2 separate regions of the Homo sapiens genome follow, and region 1 is linked to region 2. Evidence: chromatin loops called from intact Hi-C (ENCODE). Cell type or tissue: psoas muscle. All regions are shown on one strand. Links, peaks and the distances in the headings refer to the core of each region. The heading gives the core; the rest is flanking DNA. Region 1 has its middle 15 kb from the start of TBX1. Region 2 overlaps GNB1L (G protein subunit beta 1 like).

Evidence for each region. Peaks named below come from ENCODE experiments on the same cell type or tissue, not always from the same donor. Only the 100,000 strongest peaks of a DNase experiment are listed, where the experiment ranks them.
Region 1: it touches region 2 in a loop (3-fold over the local background); 9 of 110 quality-filtered maps call a loop at or near these places.

What each region holds. Positions count from the first base shown.
Region 1 is chr22:19,741,694-19,750,012 of GRCh38, reverse strand. No RefSeq gene overlaps it. Among named protein-coding and RNA genes, the nearest start is that of TBX1, 15 kb to the left of the region's middle. RefSeq lists enhancers at 2,412-2,912, 6,366-6,939, 6,940-7,515. In psoas muscle, for the core only: no CTCF peak of the experiment used is centred there; a DNase peak (open chromatin) is centred at 4,612; H3K27ac peaks cover 2,373 bases.
Region 2 is chr22:19,796,040-19,804,358 of GRCh38, reverse strand. It overlaps GNB1L (G protein subunit beta 1 like), which reads left to right. Exons shown (of 8, transcript NM_053004.3): 7 at 2,143-2,358. Among named protein-coding and RNA genes, the nearest start is that of TBX1, 39 kb to the right of the region's middle. RefSeq lists enhancers at 4,567-5,148, 6,415-7,120. In psoas muscle, for the core only: a CTCF peak has its summit at 3,217 (motif pointing right); DNase peaks (open chromatin) are centred at 3,208, 4,878, 5,318, 6,208 and 1 weaker place; H3K27ac peaks cover 1,315 bases.

The DNA.
Region 1 (8,319 bases), core at 210-8,209, 54 kb after region 2:
GGTGTGGACGGGTGTCGGGCTGTCTCAGTCTTCACCAGGAACTGCCAGGCCCTGGGGCTGGTCTGAGTGTCCAATGTACCCACTGCAGTGGAGGTCCCAGCCTGGAGAAACGGAGGCAGTACCCCTGACACAGCTGGCCTGGAACAGGTGGGGCAGGAGCACCTGGGCCATCCCTGGATCCTCTAGGCTGGCTTGGCTCTCCTGTGGACCCCATGACCAGGGCCCCTCTCTGCAGTGCCCACCCACACCCCCATGTGGCTCCCATGTAGACAGAGCCCCTGGCCACCTGTCCCCTCCCTCCCGGCCCTGTGCCCTGTCCCCACCACCACATAAGCCAGCCTTCTCCCCTTGCACCTGCTGAGCCCTGCACCCTGCTGATTCTCTCTGTTCCTTGGGGCTGTCAGGGTGGCACTCGCCCCAGGGCATTTGCTGTTGTGTCATTGTTCCCCCTGGGTCAGGCTCAGGGTCACCAGGGCTTCGGGGGCCAGGGAAGATAACCCCCGAGGCGACCAGCCGGCCTGTCTCCCTGTGTAGAGCAGCAGAGAGCAACAAGGCACAACCAAGACGTGCATGGTCTCAGATGTCACCGAGGGGGTGGCACATGAATCCCGCTAAGCCAGCCCTCGTGAGCTGGAGGCTGGGCAGAGGCACGGCAGCCCTGGCTCAAGGAACAGGCTGGGCTTGGGGGTCTCTGGACACAGGGCCGTCAGCCCTGCACTGGTGGGACTGGTTCACTAGCCTCCCAACTCCAGAACCCTTCAACTGAGTGTTCACGAGAGTTCCCTCATGTGGCCTCAATGTCACTAACCCCCGAGCTCCTCCTATCCATCTCTGCACATTCAAGACACAATGAGTCTTAGTCACGCCCACACTTAGAGTGAATTTTTGCAATTAAGTTCTTTCCTTAAAGTCTGCTACAACCAGCCAGAGTCTTAACTCAGGACAGAGTATGTTTCAGTCTAGGGAGATAAAATAGGGCGATACCCTGCAAACATCTGCAGGGCTGTGCAGGGTCAGAGGAAGCAGCCCAGGTCTAAGGGAAGAAATTTCGGGAAGGAAGTCACTGCTCCTAAATGAAAAAGAGCTATGCAACATCAGAGCTGCCTGGGAGGTAAGCAAACACAGTGCCCCAGGGAGAGCAAAGCGACCCTTCTCCCCTGAGGGTGGTGGGACACTGGGCTGCAGGGATGGAAATTGAAGGGCTTTTTTCTGACTCCAGAATTGGGTGTCTGGCTTTGCTTCCTAGGGATGGAGGTGCCTTCGGACTCTCAGTGTCTCCGCCCCAGCCTCAGTGCTGCACTTTGGAGCTTGCTTGCCTCCTCCACAGCCCTCCTTGCTAGCCCAGGACCAGGGGAGTGTGGGGTGACTGTGTTCTGGATCAGGGACCAGGGCAGAGGTCTGAGGCTGCAGTGGTAAAAGAAATATCCCAGTTTGACTCCCCGGAGCCTTGTAGGTGTTGTGAGAAGTGATAAAATGATTGTAGAGTCCCTAGCATGGTGTCAGCAAATTATACCTGCCATGTATCCCTTTACACACATATACGCACACCTCTACATCATATCTGCAAATTCTACCATGAGGATGCAGTGAGGGTCATTGTGCAGGTGCTGAGGACACAGTCCCGGGGTCTGGACACCAGCCTCTTGGTACAGGATGTCTCCCCCTTCATTCTACACGTGCTACCTTTTTTAATGTGGCCCCAACTGTCCCCTGCTCTGATCTTAAGGCTGGAAGTCTCCAAATCGGTGCCCAGGCCCTTTCAGACCTCCTGACAGCCCCCACCCCAACCCCAATCAACAGTTGGCCTATGGCCTGGACCTAGCTCCAGAGCCTCCCCCCATGGTTTATAAGAACAGCCAGCATCAAGCATCTTGGATTTCAGATAGGGGGACCCCCCACCTGGTGGCAGCTGACACCTGAGCCCACCCTACCCAGTGGCAAGGGGCAGGGGTGAGTGACCCAGCTGGAGAGAGCTGCCATGGGAACAGTCAGAAAATCCCAGTGTCACTCACCCTGATGCCAGAGGGGAGACTGAGGCACAGAACAGGGCAAGGCTGTGGGCATCTATGCAGGGCCGGGATGAGCCAGGGTCCTGCCACATCCCTGTCCCCGGTGCCCTGCCCACCCCTGCTGTCCACCCGCCCGCCCAGGCAGAAAATGGCCATTTCCTCCAGCCCCCGCCCCAGGGAGTGACACGGAGCTGGCAAAACAAACAGGCCATTCCTCCTGTGGCCGCTGGCTGGTGATGGATGGCCAGAGGGGCTGGCTGTGCTGATGGACGACCGCCCATCATGTGTGGGCCGGGGGTGGGGCCTGTCCAGGCCTCGGCCCAGGCACGGACACAGACTCCTCATCCCACTCTGAGACACTCCCACAGTGGGGACCCATAGGGACTGAGGCCCAGCACATCAATGCCTGGAGCCTCCAGCTCCCACTGGTTCCATGAGTTGTCCAGGTCCCCACTGCAGGTAGGGATGTGCCAGGATGACAGCATCTGTGAGGATGGGGTCTCCCGGGCACCTCCTCAGCTCCTGCCAGTTGCCAAGGGCAAGAGCCCCCTCCTCACACCTCTGCAGCCTGGGTTGACTGGGCTGCGGTCCCCTGAAGCATGGGGCTGGGGACCTCCATGGCCCAGGCCCCCCAGCAGGGCTCACGCAGGCTGGGTTGGGTCTGGGCTTCTTCTGTGGAGAGGTGTACCGGCAGGACTGATGGGGCACCAGATCTGGGGGCCTGGTCCTGGCTGTGGAGAAAAGGCCTTGGAGGGGCAGGGTCTCTGAGCTCCAGTGGGGTTGGGTGGGCATGCAGGAGGGCCAGGGCATGAACAGAAATGGGTCAGGGGCTGAGGGCTGGGGGTGTCTGACAGGACCCGGCCCACATGGCAGTGGCCTTAGAAGGCCCCAGGGTTCTCTGTCCTGGTCAGCCTGTCTGGTCAGGCCCGGGATTGTCACCTCACTGGAGAGATGGGCAAGCCGAGGCTGGAGAGAGGTCTGACTGAAGGGAACACAGGCCCAGGCTGAGATGGCCCCTGCTGTGCGCCCTGAGCTCTGCTACACCTGTCCACCGGCCCCCACAGCTGCCCATACCTCCAGACCAGGCTGATTCAGAGCCTTCCGGTCCTGATGCTGGCCACCTGCGGGGGCTGAAGGACAACCAGCTCCCCAACCTGAGGCCTGCTGCAGCACGGGCCACCCAGCAGCTGGCTGGCCGAAGAGGAAGGGGCAGCTGCGGCCAGGCCTCTGACCCTCCGGCTCGTCTGGCCGAGAGGAAGCTTCCGAGACCCCCACTTCCTGGACCTCTGAGTGGGCTGAGGCCCCACTTCCGCCGAGAGCCCTGAGCCCTGCTGTCAGCCTCTCCAATCCCAGTCCTGAAGCCCCACAACCCCCCAGCTACGTGTTTCCTGCTGCATGGGGTGGTGGTCGAGGGGGCGGTGACCAGGACACTCACCCAGATCTGGGGTCGGCAGGAAGCCCCATTGAATAGGGTGGGTGAGGACTGAGCTGATTGACCTCCCCTGGGGATGGGGCTGCCCACGGAGCCGGGTGATGACCTCTGCTAGGAGGGCCCATCAGATCCAGGCTAACCCGCTGGTCCAAGGCCAGCCCTGCAGGATTGTAGCCAAAAGGGAGCTTCGATGCAGCCATTCAGCTTCCTGGGGTGGGCTGGGGATGGCCCAGGCCCGCGGGCCCCATGGAGATGGGCGGTGGAGCAGCAGCTGGTACCCAAGCGGAACCTATATGAAGGAGGCTCTGTGGCGCTGGGGAAGGCTGGGCATGGGGGCAGGGCAGGTCGTGCCTCCCTCTGACCAGGGTTGTGGGGCAAGGGAAGTGGGGCTCCAGGGGGAGGTTCTCAGGTCCTGGGGTCCAGGAGGTTGCGACTGTGCCTCCCAGGCTGGTTGAGGCCGAGACACCTCTGCCTCTCCATGCTGTAGGGACAGGAAATCTGGGATCTGGCCCAGGCTGGCAGACTGGGGGCAGAACCAAGGCCCATGCGGGGCAGGAAGTGGCCCTAGACTCCAGCGGGGGTGGGGTGGCCTCCCAGGAGCCATTTCCTCCCTGGAAACATCCTGCCTGGGCAGCAGGAGGGAAAAGAGGGATCCAGCCCCGGCTGGGCAGGAAGGGCCTGGGGCTCAGCATCCCCTCGGGCAGGGCTCTGGGAGCTCCCAGGAGGGAATGACCTCATGGCACGTCTGAGCCTCCGGAGCTGAAAGGCTGGGCTGGGCCTCCCGCCAGCCCCCCACCCAACCTGAGCTCCCGGGCCTGTCCCCTTGTGCTGGCCTCCCTAGAGTTTCTGGTGCCATCAGCCCCCATCGTCCCGAGGCCAGGAGCTCAAAGCCAGACTAGCTTGTTTCCCATATGAAGCATGGCCGGCCCGCGCCTCCCAGCCTGCACATGGCCGATGGATGAGAGGACAAGGCCTGGAGGGAGGGGCCCTGCAGGCAGTGAGCAACCCACGGCGTCAGCCCAGCTGCCCCTGCTTGGGCATGGTGGGGGTCAGAGGCCCAGCTCCCACCCCTGTGGCCTAAATATAACCTGAGCAGGCGCCTGGCTGGGAATAGAGACCTCTGTCAGCTCCCAGCAGGTGCTAGTGGGAAGAAGGTCAGCATGATTGGCAGGGGTGCCAGTGAGCAAGCGGCCAGACTTGGGTCATGTGAGTGTCCAGTGGCACGGTCTGAGGGTGGGGTGGTGTGTCCTCACAGGACAGCTGGGTGCCCAGCCTCCCCTGCTCGAGGCAGCCCTGGCCCCTGCCGTTGCCTGTGCCCATAACTGAATGTGCTGCCACGCCCCAGGAAGGGGGGCCAGTCTGGCACTGGCAGCGTGGCTGAGCCCTTGTGCATGGGTCCAAACCTAACCGATGTCCCTGTGTCCCTTGTCCCGGCAGGGCTCTTCTGTCCCCTCCACCCTCAGGCCTCATCTTGCCCTGCATGCTGGTCCTTGTTCCACCCCTCCCGCAAAAACAAACAAACAAACAAACAAACAAAAACCCTCACAAAACTCTTCAACTAGCCCAGCTGATGGCACTTGATCCAGTGTTCTCCGGAGTCCCCTCTGGCCCTCAGCTCCTGTCCCGGCCTCTAGCTCCCCAACTGACCTCCAGGTGAGGCCCCCTTGAGCCCCACATCACTGGGCCCAGGGCTGCGAGAACAGCAGGTGGGCTGGCCCCGGGGGGAGTCCCTGCCCCCTCCCTCCTTCAGCTGCCCTCCCCAGCCTCTCAGGTGGCATCCTGGGCCTCAGGTCCCCTGGCCTGTTTGGGAGCCCATGTCACATCCCTCTGCCAGCCACCCTTGTGCATGGTTCTCACCAGCTGGCCCTGCTGCCGTCGCCCTAAAGCACAGCCTTCTCTCCCTGTCCTTTCTGCCGAGTGGAAGTGTCATGCTAAGAATCTGCGAATACACTGGAAAATACCAAGCAGACCCGGGAGAGATGGACCCTCCCCGGTTTCCAGTGGTGACCCTGTGCAAGGGTCCTGGGGCAAGAACAGCGACTCCTGGGGAGGAGAGACCTGTGTGAGGCACTGCAGGCTGCAGTGGTCGGCCTGACCCTTAGAGAGGGAATGGGGAGGGCTGGTGGAGGGGAAGGTGAAGGGCAATGAGCCTGAGGCACCCAGCCACCCCTGGACCCCACTGAGGTGTGTGCTGATTGAATAAGCAGGTGTTTGTCCGGCCCCTATGACGTGCGCACCACTGTGCCCACTGTGAAACATGTCACCATCTCAGGGGACAGAATTCCAGAGCCTTAGGCTCTGGAGTCTTGGGTCCAGGGACTCTGAACAGAACCTTGGGGAATCAGTCCTACCCGGCCAGCCTGCCGTGGCTGCTGGCACCATTTGCACACCCCTAGTGATGAGAAGCCCACTCCCCAGAAGCAGCCTGTGGCATCTGGGGCAGCTGGCATGGCAGTGCTCACTTTGCAGGCTGGTGGGTGGAAATCCCCCTCCACTGAGGGATGCACAGGGCCAACGTGGGGTGCCTGGTAGGACAGGCCTTGAACTCAGGGTTGGATGGGCCTATCACTCCTGCCCTGGCTCTCAGGGCTCTGCCGGGGCAGAACCCCAGCTCCAAGGCCCTGCCCACACTGGTCCACTAGACATGGGAGTCTGCACCGTGGGCTTGTTTGCTCTCCGTCTAGTTTTTCTGGTTTGGAGCCTGGGTGCCCAAGCTGGGCCAGGGGGCTGGGGATGGGCAGAGGGGGGCTGTGGGTAGGGGCTGGGCCTAGTGCCAGGTCATCCCTGGGCCTGGCCTCACTGCCACCTCCTGCCCTCGCCTGCCTTTGCTTGTGGACAGGTGGGTGAGCTCCACCCTGGGGTGCTGGGGGACATCTCATGGGCTTCCACAGGCTTTGAGGAGGGGGCCTGGTTTTGAGCCTGTCTGCCTCCAGCCTCTGGCCGGGTCACAGGCCTGGGAGGGGACCCAGGGTACAGCCCCACAGGAGATTCTGCGGTCAGAGGGTCTGGGGGCGAGGATGGGACAGGTTTCCGGTGATCCCTAGCCTTAGTTCTCGGCCGTTGACCTTCCTCAAAGAGGCCTGGGAAGCAAGCTGTGTGTGCCTGGGATGCTGCCTGAGGCTGGGAGGGGGCAGGGACTCCACCCAGACCGCCCCAGTGCCGTGGGCTCAAAAGGACCTCACCTGACAGGTGGGGAACCAGAGCCTGGGACAGGGGTTGAGGGCCAGTGTGGATTGGAGAGGACGCCAGACAGCAGGTGGTGGCCAGCACTCAGGCCCCAGGCACAGGGAGCCTCCACCCACATGGCGGCATCCTGCCCCCCATTCAAATCCTGGCTCCTCCACTTGGTCTGGTGAGGCCCTAACCTCACTCTGCCTCTGGAGGGGACAGATGGGGATCTTGCGGCCTTCCTCCCCACCCTGGCGCCCCATGTTCCACTGACCACCTCTTCTTTCCACCTCAATCCTAACAAAGTGCCTGGATACCCTCTCCTCTCCTCGCCCCCAAATCTGCCATCTGTCATTTCCCGAGACACATGTGGGGAAACTGAGGCCCAAAGGATGAAAGAAAATGCTGAGGGAAAGCAATGGGAGCTTGGGTGGAGCTGTGGACAGGGGTGTTATGGGGCCTTGGAGGCAGCAGTAGGCCCCCTGGGGAGCACTGGTTCCCCAGGCAACCTGGCTTCAGCCACCGCTGGGCACATTTCCCCAGCCCCCACAGCCTGGCAGGAGTCTACCCACAGCGGCAGCCTGGCTTCCAGGCCTAGTGAGAGGCTGGACCAAGGATCTGCGGATGGCATCTGGGCCCCTAAAGTGGGAAGTGGTGCTGCAGAGGCCCAGGGTGGGCACCACCCCTAGCTCTCCTGCCAGCTGCCCTTCCTCTGGGCAGCTCAGGACACCCGGCCTTAACACCCACCCAACATTTACCATCTCCATTTCAGAGCTGGGGAAACTAAGGCGGCGTGACGTCATGTGTCTGTCCTCACAGCGTGAGTCCAAGACTGTCCAGTGAGGTAAGTGGCGGGGCCAAGCCTGGGACTGCCCGAGGCGGGGGCTGGTGGGTTTCCTGGGGGCAATGGACAAGGAATTCCCCGTCAGGGGAGGGTTGCTGAGTGCTTGCGCTGGAGCTAGGAAGTGGGGGGCATTCCTGGGCTCACGATTTAGGCAGGATTCCAGTGGGTTTCAAGGGTGCACAGGAGTCCACCAGGGCAGTAGGACCAGCGAGGAGCAGACCAAAGTCAGGTGGTGACACCCTCCAAGGCCCCATGAGACAGCCAGAGCTTCAGGTGAGCAGACAGTGCCTGGAGGCGGGACATGGCCGAGGTGGACTCACGCTCAGGTCTGCACGAACCCAAACAGCTGGCCAGAGCTCCGTCCCTCCTCCAGACTGAGGCAGGAGGACCTCAGGGGTGGTGAGGAAGGGTCCACACAGCCAGGCCAGCTGTAGGCTCTCTGGAAGCACTGTTCCCACCCTGGCCCTTGGTTTCCCCATCTGTAAAATGTGGACATGGTCCAGAGGAGGCTTGTCAGCTAGTGGGTAGGAGCTTGGCCCAGCCCCACCAGCTGAGAGCAGACAAGGAAGGGCCTTGGTGCCAAGTGCTTGGAGGGCTGGGCTGGATACTGGGCTGGCTGGGTCCTTAGGATGGCCTGTTCTGGGAGAACCTGGAGAACGTCTCTCCCCTACACCCCCACATTCCCAGCTGGGCCCGGATGGCCCTGCCTCCGAAACATTTTTTGGAGATACAGCCTTCATTATTAGGCCTTAATTCCTCACTGCCCAACACGGCCCCTGCCTCCCTGCTCTGCTGTCCCTGACCCAGTCACCCCTCCACTTGTGATGCTCCTGCTCTCAAAGGCCCCCAAGGAGGCTCCCAGAAGG
Region 2 (8,319 bases), core at 285-8,284:
ACAGCCCCTGACCTGCTGTGTCCCTCTGGGGGTGCCAGTCAATGGGAGGGGTGCAGAATGAGGCCTGGCCTCCAGGTCTCATCTGCGGGCAGGGAGGGGGCAGAGAAGAACAGGTCCAGGAGACTTCAGATCCTCTCCCCTGCAGAGGTCAGGCAGCATCAAGGCTGTGGGCACCGAAGTGCTCCAGCCACAAGAGGACTGCCCGGCCTGTGGTATCTGTCACTAGGGGGCTGCAGGGACCAGGGGCATAGCAGGGGCTGGCAACCACAGGGCAAGCCCCTCCAGGCCAGGTTGGCTTCTGCTCCAGCCACCCTGTGGCACCACGACAGGCGGGTCAGTCACACACACAGTCCCTGCGTTGGCCATGGCATCTGAATTCAGAGGCAGTGGCTTCACACAGGCTCTAGGCTCTGAGACTGCCAGAAGGACATCGGTGATGGGAGCAGCCCCAGGCAGTCTCAGCTCCTGCAGTGGAGGAAAGTGCCGGGGAGGAGGGTGGCACAGGCTGGGAACAGGTGCCACCACAGAGCGCTGCCTGAGGGGAGTGGGTCCAATGAGGAGAGTCTTTGGAGTCAGCTTCTGGGGTTGGCCTGCATTCCTGGTTGGGATGCAGAGTGTTCCCCGCTGCTCTCGCCTGGCCCTCACCCACTGTGAGTTCAGACGCACCACTTACCAGGGGGAGGCCCTTCTAGGGAGCCAGGGCTGCCTGCAAGGAGCTTCTGTGCAGAAGGCATGGTGCCCATGTTGGGAAGGAAAGTACTGTGGGTCCCTGCACGCCTCATTTCCCAGCAGGTGATCTGAAAGGTGCCAACATGGAACTCCTCCCAGGGATAAAACAGCACACGCAGGAGCGTGGCCAGGACTTCTGCAGGGAGGGGCAGGGGGCTGAGTACACTCGGGGCCCTGGGGCAGCCCTGCCTCCCAGGGACAATGTGGACTCTGGCAGCGGGGCATGACTTGGGATGAGGCCTGGGAGGAGGTGCCCCGGGAGAAGACACACTGACCGCCACTCGCCTCCTCCTGGAGCCTCACTCTTCTCAGTTTTGTCTGTGTGAACTCTGTTATTAGAACCCAGTGGTTTTACAAGTCTTTTTCAGGGACATGTATGAGGACCACTGGACCAGCTCTGGCCTCGGGTTCACATGCCCACATCCTGCAGGGCACAGTGAGTGTCCTTCTGTCCCTGGCATGGCCATCCCCTCCAGGTCAGGGCAGTTGGCCTCGGGCTCCGGGCCTGGCTACCCCGGTTCCCATCACCAGCCTTCTGATGCAGCGAGCCCTGGTCCTTGTGGTGTCTGAGGACTCAGCATCCCTTTGTTAGGCACACGCCCTGGTGCCTTCTGGCTCCCTCAGGTCTCCTTGCTCAGCCATGCCAGGTTTCTCTGGGCTGTCATTCTTGGTGCCGGGGACTGACGGCTGTGTCCCCAGGGTGATGCGGAATCCTGCAGTGCTCTCCTCCTGCAATTATTCCAGAGGCTTAACAAACGAGGTGTCTGCCCAGGGCTTGGAGCCCTCTGACCCGCGCCCTCATTCATCACAAGAGCTCGGGCGGCTCACGCCAGGCTTCAGGGGCAGGGGCTTCGGCAGCCACTTTGACAAAGCACAGAGAGTTCATTTTTCATGGAGATGGAGCTCACGGTTTCTTCTGGCTGGCGGCTCTAGACAGGTGACCAGCCCCAGTAAGTGGTGGCCACACATCTTAGGCCTGGGGAAAGGAGGCAGGAGGACAGGTCCCTGTGCATGGGAGAAGTGGAGAGGGTCGGCAGCACTCACAGTGGCTGGTGGGTGCCCAGCATCACCCCTTTGGGCAGAACCCAGGGTGGGCACATGCAGGTTGCAGGGCTGGTGAGAAGTGGTACAGCAGTGGGAGGCCTTGGGCTTGGCTCTCTGCCCTCCACCCCTATGTCCTTGGGGTGCCCTAAGGGCAGCCGTGCCAGTCCCATGCTGACAGCATCAGCCATCCAGGGGCTGTGTGGGAGGGCACTGGCGGTGCAGAGCTTCTGAGCTGTGGCAGCCACGTGGAAGACATGGGAAACAGCCCCAGCCAGCAGGAGGGGCAGGAATTTCCAGAGCCCCTTCTCCCCCGAAACTCACTGGAGTCAGGGTCCTTCCAGGAGCTGACTGCTCTGCTGTTCCCCGCAGGCCGACTGCAGCTCCCGCCCACTCCTTCTGGCCGGCTATGAGGATGGATCGGTGGTCCTGTGGGACGTCTCTGAGCAGAAGGTGTGCAGCCGCATCGCCTGCCATGAGGAGCCCGTCATGGACCTTGACTTTGACTCCCAGAAGGCCAGGGGCATCTCAGGCTCCGCGGGGAAGGCGCTGGCTGTCTGGAGCCTGGACTGGCAGCAGGCCCTGCAGGTCAGTGCGCCAGGCCCCGGGTCTCATTTATCCTGCTCTGCACTAACAGTCTGATAGGCTGAAACAATATTTAGGCATGAAGAGGAGTTGTTGCAGATCCCTGGCTAATTAATCACTTGGAGGCGGGTGCAGGGGGGCTGTCCATGGCTGGCGCAGGAAGAAGGGGGCGTGGGCGCTGGCAGACCATTCACATGGTTTGGGTTTCGCCCAGACCTCGGGTTCATGCCGTCACATCTTGTCCATCTAGAGAAAGGCACGCAGAGTCCAGGAATACTCAAACCCCTTTGTGAAAACTCAGAGGAATTTGGTCAGTAAGGAACTGATTAATCAAAAAAAAAAAAAAAAAACCAGTGTGGAAAACTGCGAGGAGCTGCAGCCCCCGTGGTGGTCTGGAGCTGGCCCGAGGGAGGCCATTGCTCACGGGCAGCAGGAAAGCCCAGCAGGAAGGCTGGGAAGCCTCAGGGCCACCTGGCGGTTGCTGAAGATCTTCCCATGGTGTCTCCTGGGCTCTCCTAGCTGGCATGGCTCGAGGGGCACCGTGGTGTCCCTGTCTGGGCCTGTGGCTCCAGGGTGGCCTGGCCTACACGTGGCCCTGTTTGGGATGGGAGGGATCAGGTCAGGCTGGTGGGGGCAAGGGGAGTCTCCTGTCCAGGTCTCACTCTGGTGCAAGTCTCAGGGGCTGCAGAGACCATGGGAGATGAGGTGCTGGGTGTGGCCTGGGTACATCCTGGCTTCTGGGGGGTGGACAAGGAGCCCCCATTCACCAGAAGTCTTGGAAGCCTGAGACCCATAGCCAGCGAGTGGTCAGATTGCCCAGTCTAGTGGGTGAAGGGCCTCCAGGGGGAGCTGCATGTCCCGTGAGGTGACTACTGGCAGAAGCAGCAACAGCTCCCAGCCTCACCAAGGACAGGGCCCGGGGCTGCCCTTCTCTGTAGGGCTGTGGTCCAGGCTGTCTGTACGACAGGAGGCCACAGAGAGGGCATTCCTCGGGCCCCCCAGGCAGGGCAGACTTGCCCGCAGCCCCAGCAAGCCTGCTGCGCCTCACGCTTGCCCAGCCCTGGCCCCTGTGGGGCGGGGAGGGTTCACCTCGGGTCCGTCAGGCCCACCCCTGAGTGGGCACCACCAGAGTCTTTGAAGCACATGGTGGAGCTGCGGAAGGACATGCCCTGGTGAGACTAGGATACACAGAGGGGCAGGGTTCTGTGAGCGGCCCCAGTGCCCTGTGGGCATCACCAACCTGTGCAGGCACATGGTAGACTTGCAGGAGAGCTGTGTCCATCCCTCACCCATCCGTCAGCTGTCCTGGGGATGGGGGCACAAGGCCCTGATGTAAGCGGCAGAGCTTCTCATGTCTCCCCGGGAGGAAGGGTCTCCTAAGGCTTAGCAGGCCTGGGTGGTCGGTGGATGTGTCATCATCATGATGCCCGTTCTGAGCAGCTAGAAGCTGAGCTGCTCTGGGCGCTGGGAGGCAGAGCCACTCTGGGTGCTGGGTCTGCATGTCTGGAAGGGGCGTCTCCCTTGCACTCCCTCCCTCCTCCTCAAGCCTGGCAGGGATCCTGCAGGGCTGCCCCCATGGGGTCCAGTGTTCACTTGGCACTGGCTTGTCCTTCACCAGCCTGACAGCAAAGCGCTGAAGACCCAGACAGCTTCCCTGAGAGCCCCCGGAGGGCTCTTCTCTGCAGTTTCCACCTCTGTGCCCAGGACCCCAGGAAGGGGCCCTCCTGCCGTCCTGGCCCAGATCTGCCTCGTCTCTCCTGGTGTGTTTGGGAAACAGCTGCTGGAACTTAGGACTGTAATTTATGGGGCATGTTCCAGTCCAGAGATGAACTTGACCGGATTGATGAATTGAAAAGTTAAAGCAAAAGGGGGACCAGGTATTAATGAATTGGAAAGTGAGAGCAGAAGGGAGAACCAGGAACAGGGAGTGGTTGGCGTGGCTGTGGCGTGCTGGGCAGGGCATCGGCCCATGGTGCACATCGAAGGAGAGGCGTTTCCCCTGCTGAGCCCTGTGTTGCATGGGCCAGGAGGAGGCCTGGGAGGGGACAGGCGACTCCAGGAACAGGGGACAGGGAGCCGGAGAGGCTGATGCGCCACCCTCTGCCCAATGTCACATCTTAACGTTGATCCTAGAGGCCCTGGAGATTGCAGGTTCTGTAAAGCCCCAGCCTCAGGGAAAGCCTGTGGGGGCGCTTTCGGAGGTGAGCTGCCTGAGAGCGTTCTTGCCACCCGGGAGCAAGCAAGGTGACCGAAGGTCCTCAGCACCCACAGGTGTCCTCACCCACCGCCTGCACTGTGACTCCTTGGCTGAGAGCCACGTGGGCACGGCTGTGTCCCCCTCACACCCTCCTGCCGAAGCCTCTGATGAGCCCAGATCAGTCTCCCCCCGGCGGGTGCTGGGAGTAGAGACGCGAATGAGGTTCCTGGAGCAGAGCATGGGTAATCGGAACCAGATGGTGGCTTCGCCGCACCACGCATTCCTGGCACCTGAGGTCATGCGCTACGAGAGCCACTGGTGGCCAGAGATCCTTCCTGGAAGGCCCAGGTCCAGGCTGGGGCTTGGCCAGGGGCCGCGGTGGTGACGAGGAGGCTGCCCACATCAGGATACCACCTGAGGGTGCCTCGGGGTCAAGTGGTGACTGGAGCCCTGAGCCTGCCTTGCTGAGGCGGCTTTCCCGTGAGCTGTCACAGTTAGAGCCTGTGTTGTCATCAGATACAGGTGGTACGCAGGCCCTCTCCCTCCCACATTTTGGGGTAGTGCCCACAGCCTTGAAGTGGGGACTGATTTACAGCCAGCCATATTCTTAGGGCTTTAAGTAATAATGAGGCTCCCCCACCCCAGGCAGCCCTGGTCTGGGAAGTGGACCAACCGTGGCTCTCCCACAAGACATGGCCAGGTGTCCCAGCTGCGCTCCCATCTGCACAGCAGTGGTGGCTGCTGCGCTGTCTGCCAGAGGCTTCCCTTTAGAGGGCAGTAGCAGAGCTGCTGGGCAGCCAGGAGGGAGGCCAAAGGGCCCCGGGTCAGCTCCCCGTGCATCGCATCAGGAGGAGAGGCTTGTGCAGGGCGTGGACATGTTTCCATCTGCCATCAGGAGCACGGTAGTGCAGGGCCCTGGCTGCTGTCACTGCAGGGCCAGGACCAGTCCTCCTCTTCTTCAGGAACACAGGGCTGGAGCAGGCCCTAGTCTTTCTCCAGGAGGCCCCACCAGGCTTCCCGCATCATCCTCATTTCCTGCGGGAAGCTGGTCCTTGAACCTGGTTTTCTTTACCTTGATGCTGTCACTGCTTTCTGAGAATGGCTGAGGTGGGTGTGGGGTCGCTCCTGTCCCTGCAGGCAGTGGCCGCCTGGCTGGTGGGTAGGCACAGCCAGGCTGCTGGGCAGGAGCTGGGCAGGAGGAACTGGGCATCTCAGCCTCCACAGGTGAAGATCCCTGGTCAGGACTTCTACGGAAACCTCCCCACACGCCTGTGGCTCCAGGCATTTGGCAGCTCTTTTCTCCCTGGGAAGGACCTGCCAGCAAATTCCTGTCAAGAGGGCCCTGAGCAGGCCCCAGTGGCTTCCAGTGAGGCCCATGGCGTGTGGCCTGTTGTTCCCTCTCTACCACTGACTTAGGGCAGAGGTCACAGGAGAGAAATGGGTGACGATGGCATCAAATCAGCCTCCTGTTCTTCCCAGCCGCCAGTTCCTTCCCTGGGCCACTGTGTTCTGGTCCCTGAGAGCTGGGGAGGGGCTCCTGGGTCTGCAAGCACAGGCGGCGAACCCCACACGCATGACAGGTACATGCCAGCATCCCCTCACGGCCCTGCGCAGCAGGTGCTGGACTTGACGGCCCCGCGCAGCAGGTGCTGGCCTTGACAGCCCCTCAGCCGGGTCACAGGGAGCCAAGTGGGGAGGTAGGGGCTGGTGTGGAGGGAGGGGAGGCAGCGCCAAGGCCGGGTGCTCTGGACACTGAGGCCAGCCTGGGCTTGCGGTTGCCAACCAATGGCTGTGTGTCGTGCTGCAGCACATTCAGCTGCTTGTGTGTGCACAGGCAGGATACCGCCGAGACCCCCAGAGCCAAGGTCTGCCAGGCAAGAGAGGTAGAGGACAGGCAGAGCGTCTGGGATGTGCTGGGACTGTGCTGGTTACAGTGCGCGGTGGGAGGGGAGGGGCCATGAGAGGGGTCAGGGCTGCAGGCCTTGGTAAGTCCGTGAACCAGGGGGCCCCGGGCCCTGGAGAGGCCTTGAAAGGGCAGGATGATGGGCTTGCAGGGGCTTGGCCTTGAGAGACAAGCTGGTGTTGAGGTAGGACGGCGAGGTGGCTGAGGGCATGGCAAGGCGCCTACCTCACTGGCCAGGAGCCTAGAGCAGTGTTGGGGGCGCAGGCGGTGGTATCCCAGGCCAGGGTGAGGGCTGCGCTGGCTGTGGGTTGTTTGGTGGCATCTCCTCGCCAGGCGAGGCTCCTCCCACCCCTCCTGGGGAAAGAATCTGGGTCTTGAATGGGTGCCTGATGTCACTAAATGATCTCACTGCATCTCTCCAACTCATACAGGTTTTCTTCTTGAATCTGTTCATTGCATTGTTGGAGTTTTCTTAAACATTAAAACAACTAAAATCCTCAGTCTGTCCCTGAATCTCAGGGAAAAGTCTTGAAATCACCGCCTGCACCCCCACCCCCCCTCCCGTGTGTGACATGTGCTCCGCCCACTCTGCTGGGCTGGGCCAGAACTGCCCAGGGCCACAGACGGACCTGGGCCTCCCTCTCCCACCACCTGCCTAGTGACAGGAGCCCCAGGCTCAGGGAGCTGGTGGGGAGCGTTCCCTCTTCTCCCGATGGATGGACACATTTGGGCGGTGGAGGTGGGGGGTCGTGAGTGACTGTAGGTTGGTCTTCGCCTGCACCATTACTGGGCAGTTATTTTCTCTGCCCAGGTTGTTTTCTTTGTGGACTAATTTAGGTTTCCTGATTTGGGGAATTTTTCTAGGAATTTGTCTGTGGGCATACAAATCCTGAAGGTTGTATTCCTAGTGACCTTTTTTGGACTGCTTGTGATGATTGTTTAAATTTCTGCCGCATTCAAAGCTCCGTCCCTGCTTTATTCCTGATCAGTCTTGTATGCGTTTGTCCTTGAGCATTTCTATCTTTCTGTTCATTGTTTCTGTCCTTGCCATGCTCTCCCTCCATCCCATGTCCCCTGGGTTGCATCTGCTGCCCTGCCTGGGGTCAGGTGCACAGCCCATCGGCACTCAGCCTTCCCTTGCCAGCCCCACATGGAGCCTGTTTCCAGAGGTGACTGTCCAGCTGGGCTCCCTGGTGCAAGAAGACATTGTCTTCCTCCCCCCACTTCCAGGCAGACCCCATTTTTATTATTTTTTCCCCATATTCCTCATTTGACACAAAGACCCCATTTTTATTTGTTCTCTGGCTGCTGAGTTAATTAGAATGTTTTTATGGTTCTGAATGTTTGATTTTTTTCCCCAGTTATTTTTTAGTTTTCAATTTCTAACTTAATTAACATTGTGGTCTGGGAACAAGGTCTGAATGATATTAGTTCTTTGAAATGCGGGGCCGTCCAGTTTTCATAAGCATTGCACATGTGCCAGGGAGGCAGTGCTGGTTGTCAGATGCCCCGCTGCACACGTGGGCGCCAGGCCCGTGTGTCCACTGATTCTTAGCCCTTTAAGTCATCCTGCAGGTCACCATGGTCCCCAGCAGGCGCAGAGAGGCCTGTCCTGTTCCCTTTTGCTGGGGGCCTGTCTGTATTTGCTTTATGCACTTTGAAGCTGGCCTGGGAACATGCCAGTTTAAAATGGTGATTTCCTGGTGAATGAGGTCTTTTCTTCATTCCCCCTCATCATCTCTAGAAAGGACATTTGCCCCAAAGCCTATTTTTCCAACTATTAATATGGCTCAGTCCAGGTTTCTTTTGGTCACTACTTCCCTTTATAGCCTTTACATTTTAATCATTTTACCTCCAACCTTCC